2 separate regions of the Homo sapiens genome follow, and region 1 is linked to region 2. Evidence: read pairs that join two places in POLR2A ChIA-PET (ENCODE). Cell type or tissue: A673. All regions are shown on one strand.

Evidence for each region. ChIA-PET counts read pairs that join two places held together with the same protein. Peaks named below come from ENCODE experiments on the same cell type or tissue, not always from the same donor. Only the 100,000 strongest peaks of a DNase experiment are listed, where the experiment ranks them.
Region 1: POLR2A ChIA-PET joins it to region 2 with 16 read pairs; 1 of 35 experiments calls an interaction of 5 or more read pairs at or near these places.

Annotation. Positions count from the first base shown.
Region 1 is chr14:105,410,444-105,412,943 of GRCh38, forward strand. TEX22 (testis expressed 22) reads left to right here. Exons shown (of 4, transcript NM_001195082.2): 3 at 925-1,053; 4 at 1,217-2,500. The coding sequence ends at 1,390. Among named protein-coding and RNA genes, the nearest start is that of MTA1-DT, 8.0 kb to the right of the region's middle. RefSeq lists silencers at 798-857, 958-1,087 and enhancers at 1,159-1,662, 1,663-2,165. In A673, no CTCF peak of the experiment used is centred here; a DNase peak (open chromatin) is centred at 1,038.
Region 2 is chr14:105,629,838-105,632,337 of GRCh38, forward strand. It overlaps IGH. Among named protein-coding and RNA genes, the nearest start is that of MIR8071-2, 9.1 kb to the right of the region's middle. In A673, no CTCF peak of the experiment used is centred here; DNase peaks (open chromatin) are centred at 984 and 1,254; H3K27ac peaks cover 2,456 bases.

The sequences.
Region 1 (2,500 bases), 220 kb before region 2:
TGATCCATTGTGGAAACCTGGATTCCTTCCACATTTTCGCTATTGTGAATAATGACCACTGCTGTGTTGGAGTGCGCACATCTGTTTGCCTTCCTGCCTTCAACTCTTTTGGGTACATACCCCAAAGCGGAATTGCTGGATCCCATGCAATTCTGATTTTAATGTTTTGAGGAATGAGAATTCACTTCGGGTTTGCATGAATCCCACTCTTAGCATGGCACTGCCTTCTCTCCCCTCTCCCCTTCCCCCTGGTGAGGGAGGTGGAGGATGGTGAACCTCAGGCTGAGCAGAGTCTGGAGGAACCGTCTCCTGCAGCCCACGTGGGAAGTTCCTTCTTGGGGGATAGAGGTCGTGCTGGGGACCTCACCTGCTTCTGGCCTTTCCCTGTGGCCCTCCCACAGCTTCTCCAGCTGGTGGTCCCTGCCCTCCAGTCTCCTGTACCCTGCCAGGGGCCCTCCTCCACTGGCGCTGGTCTTTTGTCTATGGATTCATGATCTTTATTTTCTCCCGAACTCTCTTTATGATCATTTCAGAGGGGTCTGGGGAGAAGGGCAGTCTGGAGCTGGCCTTAGTCCTGCCTTTCCTGAGGCACGCATCAGTGCTCGAGCTCCGGGGGTTCTCCTGCCGGTCAAGCCGGGGGCCGGCCGTGAGGACTAAGCGGTCCACAGGCAGCCCTGCTGTACATGAAGCGGGGCAGGTACTGGGTTGGGCGGTGTCCTGGCACAGATGACTGTGCAAAGCCACAGAGGGCCACACTGCCTGAGGCCCCGCGCCGGGAGCTGGCGCTGGAGCAGCGGGAGGCTGAGCAGACGGCGCTTTAGAAAGCGCCCGGGGGCGAGCTCTGAGGGTCGGCGGGTGCTGGGTGGGAGCGGCGAAGGGGAGCTGGCGCCGAGGCCCTCGCCGACCCGCTGCCCTGTCCCCCAGGTGTGCGAGCCGCCGGAACGCAGGCGCCCGGGCCGCCGCTGGAGCGTCAGCATCGACGAGCGCCGGCGGCTGGCCACGCTGGGCGGCCGGGAGAGGCCGGGCGCCGCCGGGACCCAGCTGCACTGCAGGGTGCGCGGGGGGCGGGTCCTCCCCGCCCCGTCCCCGCCCCGCCCCGCCCCTCCGCCTCGCCTCCCTCGACTCAGTCCCACTGGGCCCTTTACCCCGGCGCTCCCGGGCCCCGCCGTTGTCCCCTTCCCGCCCCTCGAGGCTCCCTGACCACCCTCGCCCGCAGGACGTCGTGCAGATGGTAGCCCAGCTGGTGTCGGAGGACGTGGACAAGGACGTGCTCCTTCCCCACCCGCTGAGGTCCACCGAGTCCACCAACGCCTTCCAGGCCTTCCTGGCGCGCAGTGCGCCTTTCTGGCATAATGCGACTTTCGAGGCCTCGAGGTCACCCCCTTCCTAAGAGCCCCATTCAGCCCATTGTCTGTCTTCCAGTGCCTTTCCTTGGGGGCCCACGGTGGGGGCAGCCTCTGCGCCTTCTTTGTGCCCCACCAGGGGGTCACCACCCACCCATGTTAGGAAAACAGGCCAGGCAGGACCTGGCTCCGGACAGCCTGCAGCTGCTGAGGCCTTGGAGACCGGGCTAGGGGCTATGGGAGGCCATCTAGGGGAGGGGAACACTGCCCCGGGTCAGTCTGAGAGGGCCCTGGCAAGGCCTGGGTAGCAGGAGCTTGCCCTCGGGGCCGCTGGGAGGAGGCCTGGGGTACCTGGGCCTGCCTGAGGTGCACTGGTGTCCTGGGAAGCCCCAGTGGCAGGCGCTGCCTGGAGACTCAGCTCCTTGGCTGGCCTGGTCTGGGGAACTGGGTATCTGCCTGCACCAGGCTGTGAGATGGGCCAGGCAGAGTTCTCCAGGGGGCGGGGTCTCACATTGGGTCCTGCCTCTGAAGACCCAGAAGGGCACACGGGACCCCAGGGGTGCTGTGGTGGGGAGCAGCAAGCCCAGGGACCCAATGCAGTGCCCAGCACAGAGGGAGGCTGTCTGGAGGCAGAGATGCCTCCTGGCCTCTGGACAGCGATGCTGGTGGTGGACGAGGGCCAAGAGGGTATCCTGCGCAGGGGGTCTGAGCAACTGTGAGGAGCTGGCTGCCGCAGGGGCCTGTGGGACATGGTCCACTGGGTGACTGCCTCGTTTCCAGGCTGCAGGGCCCTCGGAAGGGTGCTGAGCCGGGGTAACGTGTCCCAGCTGCATTTTGGGGACACTAAGTTGCAGGGGGACTGGATTGGGAGGCGGGGCAGGAGAGCTGTGAGCATGGGTTCCCAGCCCGGGGTGGGTGGGGGTGGGGAAAGGGCCCTGAACTCTGTGACTGACTGTTAGGGGCCTGACTGGGCTTCTGTGGAGGTGGCTAGGTGGAGGAGGCTTTGGGGCAAGCGGAGGTGATCACTCCTGGGCTCCAGGTGAGGGCAGGAGCTGGACCTGTGCGGTGGCCTGGACCACCAGATACACTACATGCTGGCTGTGCTGCCCACCTGGCCTGTAACCCTCCCCTTCCCGCTGCTGAGAAGCCACCTGACT
Region 2 (2,500 bases):
AGCCCGGACCTTGTGTGCTGCTCTTTTCTCTGTCTCTGAGTCCCTGGGGCTGGACTGAGACTGGCAGCGATTATGACCATTCTGCCCATGGTCTCAGCCTCTCAATACCTGGGCCTCTCACCTGAAGCTTCTGGCCCCCCACTGGGCCCTGGTGGCTGCTTTGGCCTGGGCATCTCTCCAGCTGACTCTCACTCATGGTGGAGGGAGGGGAGTGTGAGTTCATCCCACTGAGCAGCTGGCAAAGGCGAGCTGGGATGGAGAAGGGAAGACGTTCCAAGGCTCAGGTCTGAGCTCACAGGCAGGGGCAGGTCTGGCTGCAGGGAGAACGTGTGCTTGAGACCAGGAGGGTCCCAGGGCTGGCCGAGTGGACCCTGCACAGGAAGGCCTCTGAGGCTGGTGCTCCAGAAGGAACAAGATGGGCTGCCAGGAACCAGGGCCACCAGCTGTGCTCCTGGGGGCCGAGGGGACTTGGGACAGGTGGATGAACACACTGAAGCTGAGTGGAGGTGGTGCAGGGCAGTGTAGCAGCAGAGGGGAGCCAGAGGGGCCCATTCAGGGCCTGGGCAGAGTTGGCCAGAGCCTATCGTGCAGGTGAGGGGAAGGGGTAAGGGGCAGGGCCCTGGGGCTGAGCAGAGGGGATAGCCTGGCTAGGGACAGGACACTTAACTTCCTCAGAGGTCAGGGGCACACCCGAGTTGCAGTGGGACTCCAGGGCCACTGGGCCAGCAGTAGAGAGAGAAATGGGGCCTCCCTGGGGCCTGGGGATGCTGGCATCATGCAGGGTGGGGAGGTCCAAGGGCAGGTGCTAGGCTCCTACCTGTGCTGGGGGAGCCTGGACTGAGCTCATCAGGGACCTTGCCAGGTGGAAACTCTGGAGAGAGAGAGGAGCTGGGCAAGGACGGATGTGGAGGTGGGAGGTAGCGGGGGACGAGATGCAGCCAGAGGGACTGGGCAGACCAAAAGCCCGAGGAGGTTTCGCACAGGAAGCATCCAGAGTGGAACAGGAAGCATGCAGAGTGGAACAGGAAATGTCCAGCATGGAACAGGAAGCATCCAGAATGGAACAGGGAGCATCCAGAGTGGAACAGGAAATGTCCAGCATGGAACAGGAAGCATCCAGCATGGAACAGGAAACATCAAGCGTGGAACAGGAAGCGTCCAGCGTGGAACAGGAAGCGTCCAGCGTGGAACAGGAAGTGTCCAGCGTGGACCAGGAAGCATCCAGAATGGGCACTTTGAAGGGAAATCATGTCCCTCCCACTAAATGTGCTCTCCACAAGGACCCGGCCCACCCTTGTGTCCCTGCTGGATCCCTGAGCTGACACCAGCCCTGCCCTCAGAGAGAATGTCCAGGAGACAGGTGGAGGTGCACGTGTGGGTCCCTGGGGAAATCCATCCTCCAGCCGCAGGCTCCCAGTCGGCTCCCAGCTTCTGGCTCCGGCTTCACCCCATGGAGCTCATAATGGGCTCAACCTCCCAGGCTGGGGGAGGATGCAGTGAGGGGCCCCGCACTGCCCATGGCACACCCAGGGGGCTGGGGAGTCTGCACTGGGCTGGGGCAGGGAGGCCTCGTGCAGCCTGTGGGGCTGGCAGCTCAGGACAACACTCGTATCCGTTAACTGTGGCCCTGGCAACACAGCACCCCAGACTGCGTGGCTTAAACAACAGACGTTTATTCCGTCCTGGTTCTGGAGGCCGGGCATCTGGGATGGAGGCCTCGGCGGGGCTGGCACCTCTGTGTCATGGGAGACTCTGTCCCAGGCTCTCTCCTTGCTGCTGGGCTTTGCCGGCCGTCTCTGCTGCTCTTGGCTTATGGAAGCAGCACCATCTTCACAGGGTGTTCTCCCCACGTGCTGTCTGTACCCAGATTCCCCCTTTTCATGAGGACAGCAGTCATATTGGATCAGAGGCTTGCCCTACTCCAGGGTGACCTCATCTGAACTTGATTGCAGTTGCAAAGACTGTTTCCAAACAAGGTCACATTCTGTGGTCCTGGGGGTTAGGACTTCAACACATGAATTTATAGGGGACACATTTTAACCCACAACAGTTTGCCCTCCGCTCCCCCCATAATCATGTCCTTCTCACATGCAAAATCCCTGCACCCCATAGCAACATCTCCAAGATGGCTAACCCCTTCCAGCACCAACTCTTAGTCCACAATCTCAGAGGAATATCACCTGCATCAAGTGTGGGAGAAACCACAGCAGGGGTGGCGAGCCTCCTGCCCCCTCTGGCCCAGGTGGGGCTGTGTGCACTGTGTGGGTGTGCCTGGGGATCCACTTGCCCCCCCATCTATCTGCTCATTTTCCCCAGGCTGTGGGCATTTGGGGCAGAGGCCTCAGTGCCTGGCCTGCTCTCTCCCGGTTCTATCCAATGCCTGTGCTGGGCTGGAGGGGCCGGGCAGGGTGGGCCCCCAGGAAGGAGGATGGGTCACCTGTTGCTCCCATAAGCCCAGGTCCAGTCCCAGCTGGGGATCCATCTCTGGCCTCTGCCAGCC